4 separate regions of the Homo sapiens genome follow, and regions 2, 3 and 4 are each linked to region 1. A link is a contact called in ENCODE Hi-C or POLR2A ChIA-PET data. All regions are on one chromosome and are shown on one strand. The core of a region is the stretch at or near the end of the contact, and the rest is flanking DNA. Distances in the headings are between cores, read along the strand shown. Region 1 has its middle 49 kb from the start of SCAF8. Region 2 overlaps TIAM2 (TIAM Rac1 associated GEF 2). Region 3 overlaps TIAM2 (TIAM Rac1 associated GEF 2). Region 4 has its middle 44 kb from the start of TIAM2.

Region 1 (3,448 bases), core at 449-2,948:
AACTGTGCATGCGAGGGATCTAGGTTGCATGCTCCTTATAAGAATGATGATCTGAGGTGGAACAGTTTTATCCCGAACCCATCCCCTGCCACACTATCTCCCAGGTCCATGGAAAAATTGTCTTCCACTAAACTGGTCCCTGGTGCTAAAAAGGTTGAGGACCGCTGTTGTATATGTCTTTTGTGTATGTGAGCATGCGTTTCCGTTAGATACATACGTAGAGGGAGTTAAGCTGCTGGGTCGTGGAGTATGCACACACTCAACTTCCGCAGATAATGCCTAAGTTTCCCGATATAGTTCTACCAGTTTACACTCACAGTGTATGAGATTTCTCATTTCTTCTTGTCCTTACCCAGAATGGTATTGTTTACTCTTTAAACTTTGTCCCTTGGGCATGTTGTGGTATCTCATTGCCATTATAATTTGCATTATAATTTGACTAATGAATTTGGACCCCCTTTCAAACGTTTATTGGTCGTTAAGTTATCATTCAAGTCTCTTGGTCACTTTCTATGAGGTTGTCTAATTTGTAGAGAGGTTCTTTGTATATTATAAATATAAGTATTTACTCGATTACACCAATTGCAAACACCCTCTCCTACTGCTTGGTTTGCCTTTTCATAACTTTAATTGTGTTTTGTTGAAAAACAGAAAGTTAATGAAGTATAATTTCTCAATTTTGTTTTTAGTTTTTCCTTATTTTTGCCCTCAGTCTCCTCTCCAATATTTGTTTTTATTTTTTATTTAACAATTTCTCAATTACTTTCTTTGAGAGGGCCTTCTACGTCCTGTTTAAGACATATTTCCACATCCAAAGTTATGAATATTTTTTCTATTTTATCTTCCAGGAGCTTTACTGCTTTCTCTTTCATAAATTACAACTCACCTGGAATTAGTTTTTTTGAATGGTGGGAAGTATGGGAGGTATAGGAAAAGTTTTATTGTTCCATATAGCTTTACAACTGACCTCGCATCATTTATTGAAAGGACTGAGCTTTCCTTACTGCTGTGTGTGTGTATGTAAGCGTGTGTTTGAAGACTACTAGTGTGAATGAAAATATCAATACTTCATATCAATACTTCATGAGTTGATTATTATAAGTGGTCACAAATAGATTCAAATACATTTGAATTTTTATTTGCTCAGTTACAATTGAGTTATACCCCATAAGAAAAGCAGAGAAAAAAGAAAAGGCAGATAAGGTTAAGACAATTAGAAACAGAAAAAGAAGGCTGAACCACATATAAAAGGGATTCCAGGGACAAGGAAATGAGTCAGAGCCTCCTAGATTTGCTCACAGAAAAAAATAAAAAAGAGAAAATATAGTATAATTAAACCTAGCTCATGGCCACAGGAAGGAGTTGAGAAGTTTGAACACATCCAGATCTCAAGAGTGGCGAGGTGTGTGGTTGTTATTTAAGTACAATTTAAACCTGAGACTGAATGAAGAGCCCATAAATCACTAGTAGAGACTGGACAGGGGCCACCCCAAGCAGTAAATTACTAAAGCAAGTGAGGACAGCAATATTCAATGAGGATATATTAAAAAACAAACAAACAGATTGATTACTGTGTAAATGTATCAATGTGCTCTCTACCCCCCACTCTAAACTTCCTCCCCGTATTAACTACAGGGAAATCATACTCATCAAATTTAGATTCTGGTAGCTCATACTTAAGTGGAAGGCAAAAAGGCATTGAAGAGTGAAAGTAGAAAGAGTTTCACTTGATACATCTTTTTCACTTTCAAAAAAGGAAGTGTCAGTTTCTGTCTCTGGCTGGTGATTGCGGAAAGAGAATGAAGAAGTTTATAACAAGGCACACATGGGGATGGGAAAGGGAGGGACTTTATTTCATAGCAGATAACAGCCACAATCATAATATACTAGCCTACTTCAGTTTATTAGCAATAGTTCTTTTTTTTTTTGAGACGGAGTCTTGCACTGTCACCCAGGTTGGAGTGCAGTGGCACTGTCTTGGCTCACTGCAACCTCTGTCTCCTGGGTTCAAGCAATTCTCCTGCCTCAGCCGCCCAAGTAGCTGGGATTACAGGTGTGCACCACCACAGCCAGCTAATTTTTATATTTTTAGTAGCGAACGGTTTTTGCCATGTTGACCAGGCTGGTCTCGAACTCCTGACCTCAGGTGATCCGCCTGCCTCAGCCTCCCAAAGGGCTGAAATTACAGGTGTGAGCCACCATGCCCGGCCAGGAATAATTCTTTAGGTCATTTTTAGACACCTGATTTACTCAATTTACTCACTAAGACCAGTTGGTGGTCATATATAGAGCTTTCAGATGAGGGGGAAACATCCCCTTTAAGATGAAAAAAAAGTCTATTATTCCTTACATTAACTTAAGCATCATCCACTATACCTGATATCTGCAAATTTTGAGTCTCTCCAAAGTACTGCAGAGTGGATTGGCTCTCTCTTAGCAGTACCCCTATTGCCCAGGCTGGAGTACAGTGGTGTGATCTCAGCTCACTGCAGCCTCCACCTCCTGGGCTCAAGCAATCCTCCCACCTCAGCCTCCCAAGTAGCTGGGACTACAGGCCTACACCACCACACCCAGCTGGTTATTTTTTATTTTTTCTAGTTACAGTATCTCATTATGTTGTCCAGGCTGGTCTCAAATTCCTGGCCTCAAGTGATCCTCCCACCTCGGTCTCCCAAAGTGCTGGGATTATAGGCATGAGCCACCATGCCTCACCTCTTTTTTTAATATGGAAGATATGACAGAGGCTCTGAATTAGTAGAGGATTTATTGATCACTGTTGATTGTCTGATTTGCACTCATTCACTATATATTTACCACTGACTTCTTACCACATAGCAAGTACAACTGCTCAAAGCACTGAAAAGCATGAGACTGGAGGGGTGCAATGGCTCACACCTGTAATCCCAGCACTTTGGGAGGTCACAAGGGCAGATTGCCTGAGGCCAGGAGTTTGAGACCAGCCTGGGCAACATAGTGAGACCCCCTGTTAATACAAAAAAATTAAAAAATTAGCTGGGCATGGTGGGACGCTGGAATTAATACAAAAAAATTTAAAAAATTAGCTGGGCACACTGGTAGTCCCAGCTACTTAGGAGGCTGAGATGGAAGATCTCTTGAATCCGGGAGGTTGATGCTGCAGTGACCTATGATCATGCCACTGCACTCTAGCCTGGGTGACAGAGACTCTGACTTAAAAAAAAAAAAAGTGAGACCCCTCCAAAAGTTCTCATATTCTCTCTTTTTTTTTTTTCTTGAGACAGAGTCTTGCTCTGTCGACCAGGCTGGAGTGCAGTGACATGATCTCAGCTCACTGCAACCTCCGCCTCCCATGTTCAAGCAATTCTCCTGCCTCAGCCTCTGTAGTAGCTGGGATTACAAGTGCGCACCACCACACCCAGCTAATTTTTGTATTTTCAGTAGAGACGGGGTTTTGCCATGTTGGCCAGGC
Region 2 (3,448 bases), core at 689-3,188, 460 kb after region 1:
GAGAGAGAGAGAGAGAGAGAGAGAGAGAGAGAGAGAGAGAATATACCACTTTGAGAGGCTGGGCCATAGGTGATGACAAGGAGATTTAGAGCCGTGCTAGATGGAGGAGGGCATAAAGATCTAGGGATATTTAGCATGGAGAAAATAAGAACTGGGTGAGAGTGAACAGCAGTGTGTAGAAGAGACATTGAATTTATTCTGGGTCTGCAGAGGTTAGGATGGGACTAATAGATGGGAGACAGGCTGATTCTAAATTAATATAAAAAACAACAGTGACAGCCATGGGCACGTGGAAAGATGCTCCCTTTTTGATTTCTGTGCTACTGACCACATTTGTCCAGAGCCAAATTGTCGCAGGCTTCTTGAGGGAAACTCAGGCAGATATCACTTAAGGGCTGGAAGAGCTGATTGGCAGCTTCCTGTATTTTATCCCAAAAGGTAGACCAGGAACTTCTGGCTACCAACTTCAGGGGTAGTGATGGGCCTGAGTTGTCACTGAGCATTGCTAGATTTGTAGTCTTGGCTAGGTCCTGCTTTCCTGGTGTTTGCTTGTAAAACACTTCAAGATCCATGGATAAAGGGTGCTTTGTAGTATAAATGTTATCAAGCACACATTTCTTCCTTTCCTTTGCAGCCAAGGCAAGACTTGTGATAAAGATGTTTTTTTCCCCAGCGTAACCTTTTCCATGTGGCTTTCTACACCTCTTTCCTCTGGGAATTCAGTATGTTGAGTTCTAATTTCTTGGCTTAGAATCCAAGTTGTAATGTTTGGACTTAACTGTTTGGTTTAATCTTAGTTAAAAACACATATATGTGTACACACACACACACACACACACACTCTTAAGCCTAATTTTTAAATTATCCTTAAAGTATCCATGTAAATAAATGGGAGACAGTTTTCTGGAGAGAGCCGTTATTAACAAACCATCTGGTTATCTGCCTACCTGGAATGTATAGGTATATGAGGGACGTACATGTTTTTCAAGGCTTTGGAGGATGTAATAAATTTTCAACAAGGGTAATTCTGCTTTCCATTTGTCTTTTCCAGTGAGTGGATTTTCATGCAGTTCACTGGGGACTTCCTGGGCTGAAGAGTTGGCAAGGTCATTAAACATATCCCTCAAAATGTGCAACAGACTGAGTGATAGTCAGTGTCAGGGGAGGAGTTCATAAACTAATTTTAGAATACTGGTGATTCTGCCCTGAGATGGGCCAGCAGCAGGGATGGGAGATCAAAAGGGTCTCATAGAAAAGGTGGATTTGAGGGAAAACCAAGACTAATTGCCCTCTTTCCCCTGGGTGAGATTTCTACTAATATTACGTCTCTATTCTTGTACTGCCATTGCTATGCCAATCTGTTTTCTCTTTCTGCTACCATAGCAAGAACGTCCAGTGTCAACGACCCCTCCAAGCCAAGACCAGCGCTTGGTAGGGACTGGACAGGGCTGGGGGCCCCCAGCACCGGGGTGAACGGCAAGGCAGGGCTGGTGGCCCCCAGCATCGGGGTGAACGGCAAAGGCAGGGTTGGGGGCCCCCAGCACCGGGGTGAATGGCAGAGGCTTCACTGACACGGGTGCAGCCCGTTTCCACTGGCCCCAGTGCACCCTTAGAGATGCAGAGTCCCGTGAAGTTGAACTTGATGTCATAGAGTTAAGATTGATTTCCTGATTTTTTAAATTTGATAGCCACAAAATTCTGCCTATTGTTTTACTTCCTGGCCTGGCTCTAATGTGAAATGTCCTGTTTTGATTTCATGCCTCCAAGTTAGAGCGGTAGTCTGTTGTCCATGGGTTGTTAGGTTTGGTGACATTTTGGCATTGGCCCAAGGTTTGCATTCATTTCCTCTAGATGCCACGATTTAAACCATGGCTGTTGGAATTCCAGTGTTAGGGAAGCTGGGAAGTGAACGTGAACCCATTGGAAAGAATTTGGACGTGTGTGCAGCTGGAGCTGCTCTGCCCCTTTGCCCTGGTCCTCGGGCCCCGGGTCATGGCTTGTAGCATGTGCAACAGTAGCATCAGATGGGCCTTACTCGATGAGAAGACTTGGTTTATAGTTTAACTGCTGCATCAGTGGCTGGAAAAAGATACTGGCCAGGCCTGCAAGAAGCAGCTCTGGCTGTAAACCTCTTGCTACTTTCCCTTGTTTGTAATACTTGAGTTCTGTCAGCCTGTTAGTTTGGATGAGTTTTATTTGCGGGGAGGAGCAAATGCGCAGTTTCTTGAGATCATAAAGTACCATGGAGGGAGAAAGTACTGCTTCCGAAGTCCAAGCTTGGAGCAGGCATCTTTCTCTCTTGGCTTCTATGTGCTGTTATCGGTTCTATTGTATAAACTTGTTTGTTCATATCAAGACTTATTTTTAAAGGAAGTAATGAAATTGGAAAGACTGAAATAGTTTTCAAAACGTCTGAACTTTTATGAATGAGGATGCAAACACAGTAGTAGGATAAAGTACCGTGAAGTGGGCCCCAGGCATTTGTTTACAGTGAAGGCAGGCTGGTGTTTCTTTCCTGTCAATGTGAAAGGCACTTGCGAAGCACCCAGATGGTGGTCATGTCATTGTTATTCGTATGCTGGAGGTTGCCACATGAGAAGTGGTCAAAAAAGTTTATTGGATACAGATTTGAGGGGATAGTTAACCTATACAAGAGGACACATTTGTGAGCATTTTAGAAGCATTAGTTTGCTTAAAAATTGTGTCTAATAATTATAATGCAATTTCTAATTAATGAAGCAAACTCTTAATAACTTCTACCTGCAATACTTTATTTGCTTATGAGGGGAAGAGTAAGTACTTAAAAGCATATGTTGCAGTATTTTTAGAGTAACGTTTGAAAATTCAGGCACATTTAGTTTCACTTTTCTCCCTTAGTCTAAGTAATGTTTTCTATTAGTTTCACTTTTCTCCCTTAGCCTAAGTAATGTTTTCTATTACTGTGAGATAAAAGGAAATACTAAAAATTAAGTTATTTTACATGGCATTTGGAGAACAAACCGGGTACTTTCTCATAAATGGCAAAGTCCCCTAGGTATGTTCAGTTTCTTGTTCCCATTGATGGTCAACGGAGTGAGTGAGTGTGGGATTTTCTGTGGCCTCTTACATTGAGATTCCCTAAATAATGTGGTGTTGTGCTTAAGGATGAGGGCTTTGGGGCCAGAGGGCCTGAGTTCACATCCCTGCTGCTCCACAGTGCAGCGGTGGGACCCCTGCAAGGAATTCGATCTCTCAGTTTTCTCATTTTTAGTGTGAAAGGAAAATAAAACCTGGGGACCCCAATTCCTGATGCCAGAAGGAAAAAAAAAACAAGCCGAAAGCTGAGTCATGCAAGAAGCTGCCTTTCCTTTTCTTTCTAAGCAGGAGCTACAGATAAAAGGTTAAATATCCCCACAGGTAGCTAGCTACTCTGTGTTCACCTTATCTTATGTAAAGTGCTGGATGATTA
Region 3 (3,448 bases), core at 240-2,739, 400 kb after region 1:
CTTGCTTGTGTACAGGCAAGATCAGAAGCAAGCTGTGTCACCATCGTATTTCCAGCACTTAGCATAGTGACTTGAACAGAATAGATATTCAACAAATACTTCTTGAATTGAATGTCATTAACTAAAAAATAGTGCTAACTTTTGTATCCTTGAGTTTTGTCACTGGATACGTGAACCCTTGTGGGACTCCCAGGAAAGACTTACTCTAAACAGGAGCCAGATTGACTGATGTGATCACCAGCCTAGGGAGAGCAGTGAACAAAATGGGTATACCTTGTTCTCCTTCTAGCTGGCCATTGATTTTTTTTGGTGTTTCACATGGGCTGTTTTATAAATAACAACGGTCTTTTTGTAACTTGGCTTACAGTACTCAGTAAATACTGTGCTCCATGTGTATAGGAGTCTGTCCTTTGGGGAGGATAGACTGAAACTTGCTGTTTTCATTGTAATTAGTCATCCCTTTGTCATGAATGGCAGCTTCTCTCCCATTCTATAGTCTACTGGGTAACTCTACAGTTTTCCTTTGTTGAGTGCAGCATCTGATTCCATTAGTTCTTTGTGCAGGAACAGTGCATTAGTGTGGACGTGGGAGGCTGGTGAAAATTGTTATTTAAGGCATACCACATTATGATGTAGTCTTACCTAATGCCTTGGAATAAGAGTCACAGAATGGTTTGTTCATTATGTCTGAAATCTCTACGGGCCCTGAGTGATGAGATAATAAGTAATCCACCTGTAAATGGAGACTCTGGAGGGCCCAGTTAGATCCTACAAACCTGGGTCACAGGAGGGGTTAAGGGAGATGGGAGTTACATTTCTCACTCCCAGTCCTGGAAAACATCCCACTTTCTGTATTGTTTTCTTACAAACATTGAGTCGAATCTCTGAATTGATAAGCTGCCTAGCTGATAACGAGGCTAAAGTAAACCCAGCAACTTTAAAACATGTTTTAAATTCAGGGAGATGGTGGCTACAAAGAAGATACAATTTGAAGAAGGCATGAATTTGAGAGAAAATTTTTAGTAACAAATGCATTCTACTTACGTAGAGGTGGGAGGCATGTTTGAAGGGCACAGGGTAAGTAGTAACTTTCTCTTTCCTTCCCCACCTTTTCTCATTGACCTGCATTGACAGTTGTGCTGCGTACTGTGGGCTTGCACACTGGTTCACCTGACAATGAAAGTTTTATAAACTCTGGGCACTCTGAACTTCACCCAGTCCTTGGCAGTAGGCTTCTAGATTGACTAATCATGTAGTATTTCTTAGATGTGGCCATTAAAAAAAAAAACAACTTTGTGATGTAGTTGAAGGTCTGGATTATATTCAGCTTTCGAGTAGGACATGGGGCAGAATCCCTAGCACTGTAAAAATAAAACCACTTTTCATCACAAAGCTCAAGGGAAAAGAATGTAAGGTGTGTTCATGTTAAATTAAAATTACACTGATGTCATGGTGCAAACAGGCAGCTCCAAGGCTGCGGGACTGGCTGGTTTTCATGCTGATAAAAGCATGAGCCATCAGTCTTGATTGATGACTCTGTCCACACGTGGCACCTATGTGCTGTGAGAGATACAAGCACTCTTTGTGTAAGCAAAAGCATAGCATTGCTTGAGTTTTATTATAGATATAGTTTACCTAGCACCACCTTGGATCTCATAGACTCACATACTCAAGGTGCCCTGTTTGATCTTTCTGTGGTCACAAGATATTGCAGTCCCGGCCCACTGCAAATTCTCCCTTAAAATGGGACTTTCCCTGGCAGCGAAGCCCAGTCTCCACTGTTGAAAGAATAGCCACTTGCTGGATTGCAGTCCAGCTCAGGGAAGCTTCATTGTTCACGTGGCACTGGAGCATGTGAGGAACGCAGAGAGGGTCCTGAGGAAGGCGCTGAGATCCAAGGAAGAGCATTCTTGGAACCAGTAACTTGTCATTGCTGGAAACAGAGCTGTTGTAGCTGTTTGGAGATCTGAGTTCTAGTCTTAGCTCTTTCCCGCTGTCTACATGAGAGGTCTACTTGATCTTTACTGGACTTCACTTTCTTCATCTGCAAAGTGAACAGGGATGAAGTCAATGTGCTCTAAGCTTAAATATTCTATAATCCTGCTTAAAATCATTTCCATCCAAAATGACCTGTAGTTGGCCGGGCACGGCGACTTACACCTGTAATCCCAGCACTTTGGAAGGCTGAGGCGGGTGGATCACCTGAGGTCAGGAGTTCGAGACCAGCCTGACCAACATGGCAAAACCCCATCTCTACTAAAAATACAAAAATTAGACAAGTGTGGTGGCGTGCACCTGTAATCCCGGCTACTCAGGAGGCTGAGGCGGGAGAATTGCTTGAACCTAGGAGGCAGAGGTTGCAGTGAGCTGAGATCGCGCCACTGTACTCCAGCCTGGGCAACAGAGTGAGGCTCCATCTTGGAAAAAAAAAAAAAAAACCCCAACAAAAACCACCAAAATGACCAGTAGTTAAGCTGCAGCTTCCTCTTTAACTCAAGTTATGGCGATATGATGGAAAAGCAAGCCAAGCCACATATTAATCACGTTGTATTAGCAATTTGACGAATCAGTTATTTCATGAACACATTTATTAAGCACCCATGAGTAAGGAATTGTGTCAGGCACCAGGGAAACAAAGTACTTCACTTTCAAAGCAGTTCTAGTAAAGGGGAAAGGTAAGTGAGTTCTAGTAAAGGAGACAAATGAGTGAAAAAGAAATAATTGCGAGGCAATTGCCTATATCAGAAAGAGTGGTGAGGTGAAGGAGGGAGCAATAACCCTGTGAGGTTCGGGGTATGATGGTAGGTGATCAGAGGAAGAGACACTTAAGCTGGGTCTTGAGGGGCAATTAGGAGTTCTCCAGGGAGGTGTTCCCTGTAGAGAACAGTATATGCAAAGGCATAGAAACCAAAAAACATGAAATCACATGGTATTTGGAATGAACATGTGGAAAGTTCTGTTATGTAACAGATGCTTGAGATCCAACATTATTATCATTGGAAACATTAAAATATGGCAGATCTTATATTTTATAGTTTTCAGTTAGTAAATCATTTATGAGGCCATCAGTAAAATATTACAAGTCTTGGTTTTTAAAGATTGTCAGTATGATGTATTTAGACAGAGCCTAGTGAAGCTTGATTCAGTATTCTTTTCTTATCATTTGAAAATATTTTTTTCGGCTGGGTGCAGTGGCTCACGCCTGTAATTCCAGCACTTTGGGAGGCTGACGCAGGTGGATCACTTGAGCTCAGGAGTTCGAGACCAGCCTGGCCAACATGGTGAAACCCTGTCTCTACTACAAATACAAAAATTAGCCAGGCGTGGTGGTGGGTGCCTGTAATTCCAGCTGCTTGGGAGGCTGAGGCAGGAGAATTGCTTGAACTCGGGAGGCGGAGGTTGCAGTGAGCTGAGATCGCGCCATTACACTCCAGCCTGGGTGACAGAG
Region 4 (3,448 bases), core at 604-3,103, 270 kb after region 1:
TTAGTTATTTGGTGAGGTCATGTTTTTCTGGATGGTCCTGATACTTGTGGATGTTTGTTGATGTCTAGATATTAAAGATTTAGGTATTTATTCTAATCTTCACAATTTGGACTTCCTTGTACCCGTGCTTCTTGAGAAAACTTTCCAAATATTCAAAGGGAATTGAGTGTTGTGATCTAAGTCTTTGGTCATTGCAGTCATATGTGCATTACAAGGCAACCCAAGCCCAGTAACGGTGTAACTTTTGCAGACCCGTAGAGGTACTGCCTTGGTGATCTTGGATAAGATCCAAGAGAATTCCCTGGATTACCAGGCAGAGTCTCTCGTACCCTTCTCTTACTTTCCACCAAACAAATGGAATCACTTTCTCCATGCTGAGCTGTCTAGATTTGGGGGATGGGTGGCACAAGCACTTACATCGCCATCACTGCTGAGAGTGTGTTGGGTCACACCTGAAGCCAGCACAATACTGGGTCTCACCCAAGGCCTGTGGTGACCTGATATTTATTCAATGCCCAAGAGCTTTTTAGTTGGCTGGTGGTGAATTCTTCTGGGACTGTCTTTTGCTTCAGGGCAGTGGGTTCCCTTCTGGCCCAGGGTGGGTCTAGAAATGTCACCCAGGAGCTATGGCCTCGAATGGGGGCTTCAGGACTTTAGTGCTTTATTTTACTGTGGCTAAGCTGGTGTTCAAGTTGCAAGATAAAGTCCTCTTTAAGTCCTCTTTACTCTTTCCTCTCCTCTTGGAATTGCGAGCTGTGCTGCCTGGGGTTGGGGGACAGGCCTTGGCCATGTCAGCTAGTGTTTCACTGGGTTGCATGCACACCAAGCCTACTGGCTCCAAGGTCGGCCCAGTACTGCGACTTGCCCAGGAATTGTGGTCCTTGTGGCCTAAACTGTCTTTCAAGTTTATTTAGTACCCCAGAGCACTTGAGCCTGCAGTGGCAGGGCTTGCTAGAACTCCGGTTCTGACTACCAAGACGAACCCTTCTCCTCCAGCTAGGACTGGTCTAAATGCTCCCTCCATGGGCACCAGCCTAATTCTGCCCTGTGTTGCTTTCCACTGTATCAGGGCAGCACTGAGTTGCAATGCAAAGCTCCATAATGACTTCCCTCTCCCTCTTCCAAAGACACAGATTCTCTGCATCATGCTGCGCTCCTAGGGGAAGGGCGAAGGGTAGTGTGAGCAATTCAAGGCTGTCTTTCCCACCCTCTTCAGTGCCTCTTCCTTGATATGATGTTAAAACCAGGTACTGTGATTGCTCACCTTATTTTCTGGTTCTTTTGAAGGTGCTGTCTTCTGTGGATAATAGTTCAATTTGGTGTTCTTGAGGGGTGAGGTTGGAGGGGACAGGGTGGGATGATAGCTGGAGGGTTCTGTTTGGCCATCTTGCTCTCTTTATAGTTATTCTTCATTAAATAGAATCACCAAGGCAGGAAGGTGTCATTACTGCTTTGATTCCAGATGCCTCTAGGCTCGTAGGCCATTTGAAGGCTTCCAAAGCTCTGGCGATAGAATAGATTCCTTCATGGACCCCCATTCCTACTCCTCTACAGTATCCATGCCACGTGAAGATAGCAGTAGGAGAAGATTCCTCCAGCTTCCTCCAGAGTGTGAAGGGGGTGCTGAGGATGGAGCTTCTGAGCCTGAATCTCTGCCGACTCAGGAGACGTCAGAGTCTGTGTTCCGTGACTGGCTCCCCAGCAATCTCACCAGATGTGCTTAGATTTGGGTGGACTCAGTCACGCTGCCCAAAGCTGCATTCACTCATAGGGAGAGCAAGGGACCCACAGTACTGCTGCCATGTCCCTTTGAGGTGGCCTCTGTGTGCACCTGCTGGTCCTCCAGCCCAGTCTGCTCTCTGTACACAATCCCCATGAGCAGCATGAGTGCCAAGAACTGCTCAGTGCTCAGGTCTGGCACCTGGGCTTCTTTCACGTGCTCATAAGGCAGCCAGCGTGTTTCCCTAGGTACCCCGGAGGCTTTGGGCACAGAGGACCACACGTCCAGAAGTTTGGGCCATTCACATGTGTGCCATGTGGACCTCTCTGGAGAAGAGAGCTGGGTGCACATCTCAGCGTGTGCAATGGGCATGAGTGTGTTTGGCAAGCATGCTCAGGATGAAGATCACCCCCTCCTTTATCCCACTGCTTCCTGTAGCTTCCAAACCACCTCCTCAGAAGTGTCATCTCCAGCCACTGCTTCCTGTAGCTTCCAAACAGCCTCCTCAGAAGTGTCACCTCCAGCCACTGCTTCCTGTAGCTTCCAAACGGCCTCCTCAGAAGTGTCACCTCCAGCCACTGCTTCCTGTAGCTTCCAAACGGCCTCCTCAGAAGTGTCACCTCCAGCCACTGCTTCCTGTAGCTTCCAAACGGCCTCCTCAGAAGTGTCACCTGCAGCCACTGCTTCCTGCTCTTTCACATTTTCTTTCTTCTTTGTCTGTGCTCTGTGGTTTGGCATCTGCCCCAGCTGCTCTGCTGCCGTCTTGTCTACCATCCATGCATGAATGACTTCCTTAAAAACACCGCCTTGTCTTTCCGTGGTCCTTCTCCTTTTCCTTCCTTCCAAAGTTGTCACCGTGGACCTCCTCTTCCACCCCCGTTCAGGAAACTGTTCCCTCAGGCTCACCTGACCTAGCCCTTTCCAGTTTCCTTAGCACCTGGGCAGGTCCTTCCGGGTGACTCATCCCATCCTAGCAAGCAGATTTTGGGGACATACCTAAGAGCTCTCCCCTGTTCTTCTGGTGAAGCATTTTCTCTTTTCAGAGAAGTCACTGCAAGCCAGGGTGACTTGCTGATTTGAATCTTCAGCCCTGACTCCTCTTCTGAGTTATAATTACTGCCTGGACATTGCACCCTGGGGGATCTATTCAGACTGAACATGACCAACGGTGAACTTGTCTCCCCCACCTTCTGTCCTGCCCCAAATCCTCACCCTAGTATCTGTTAGGAGGGCACCTCTTTCAGCCCTCCAACCTCTAGAGCCAACTTTGACCCTTCCATATCCTTCTTCCCCTGGAAAGGGACACCAAGTTCTGCTTTTCCTTGAAAATCCTTTAGATTTGCCTCTAGTCTCTGTCCTTGTGACCTCTGGCAATAGCTTCTGCTCTGGGCTCCCGCTCCAGTGCCCCATTTCTGGACTTCAACACAATTTGTTTTCTTTTCTTTTCCTTTTTTTTGAGACCAAGTCTCACTCTGTCACCCAGGCTGGAGTGCAGTGGTGCGATCTCGGCTCACTGCAACCTCCGCCTCCTAGGTTTAAGGGATTCTCCTGCCTCAGCCTGGGACTACAGGCTTGTGCCACCACGCCCGGCTCATTTTTGTATCTTTTAGTGGAGATGGGGTTTCACCATATTGGCCAGGCTGGTCTTGAACTCCTGACCTCGTGATCCACCCACCTCAGCCTCCCAAAGTGCTGGGATTACAGGCATGAGCCACCACACCCACCACA

What was found. Hi-C counts contacts between places; a loop is a spot of excess contacts on that map. ChIA-PET counts read pairs that join two places held with the same protein, here RNA polymerase II (POLR2A). Pooled maps may share reads with other maps.
Region 2: a loop to region 1 is called in a pooled map, with 1.9 times the contacts of the local background. The contact joins two enhancer-like sites. A Hi-C loop is called at or near these places in 1 of 168 maps with a recorded cell type or tissue (K562), 1 of 37 single-sample maps with no recorded cell type and 4 of 50 pooled maps. POLR2A ChIA-PET finds 5 or more read pairs at or near these places in 3 of 52 experiments (AG04450, B cell and IMR-90).
Region 3: a loop to region 1 is called in a pooled map, with 2.9 times the contacts of the local background. The contact joins two enhancer-like sites. A Hi-C loop is called at or near these places in 3 of 37 single-sample maps with no recorded cell type and 4 of 50 pooled maps. POLR2A ChIA-PET finds 5 or more read pairs at or near these places in 1 of 52 experiments (GM12878).
Region 4: a pooled map shows a loop between it and region 1 (2.3-fold over the local background). The contact joins two enhancer-like sites. A Hi-C loop is called at or near these places in 1 of 168 maps with a recorded cell type or tissue (B cell) and 2 of 50 pooled maps. POLR2A ChIA-PET finds 5 or more read pairs at or near these places in 2 of 52 experiments (BJ and H1).

Annotation. Positions count from the first base shown.
Region 1 is chr6:154,682,578-154,686,025 of GRCh38, forward strand. No RefSeq gene overlaps it. Among named protein-coding and RNA genes, the nearest start is that of SCAF8, 49 kb to the right of the region's middle. Within about 2 kb of position 1,699, at least 4 of the 41 ENCODE cell types and tissues checked have a DNase peak (open chromatin) inside an H3K27ac peak, as active enhancers do; they include B cell, where a contact is called at or near this core.
Region 2 is chr6:155,140,578-155,144,025 of GRCh38, forward strand. The region is part of intron 5 of TIAM2 (TIAM Rac1 associated GEF 2); the gene reads left to right. Among named protein-coding and RNA genes, the nearest start is that of CLDN20, 120 kb to the right of the region's middle. Within about 2 kb of position 1,939, at least 3 of the 41 ENCODE cell types and tissues checked have a DNase peak (open chromatin) inside an H3K27ac peak, as active enhancers do.
Region 3 is chr6:155,084,287-155,087,734 of GRCh38, forward strand. The region is part of intron 1 of TIAM2 (TIAM Rac1 associated GEF 2); the gene reads left to right. Among named protein-coding and RNA genes, the nearest start is that of TIAM2, 91 kb to the left of the region's middle. Within about 2 kb of position 1,490, at least 4 of the 41 ENCODE cell types and tissues checked have a DNase peak (open chromatin) inside an H3K27ac peak, as active enhancers do.
Region 4 is chr6:154,949,343-154,952,790 of GRCh38, forward strand. No RefSeq gene overlaps it. Among named protein-coding and RNA genes, the nearest start is that of TIAM2, 44 kb to the right of the region's middle. RefSeq lists an enhancer at 2,018-2,518. Within about 2 kb of position 1,854, at least 4 of the 41 ENCODE cell types and tissues checked have a DNase peak (open chromatin) inside an H3K27ac peak, as active enhancers do; they include B cell, where a contact is called at or near this core.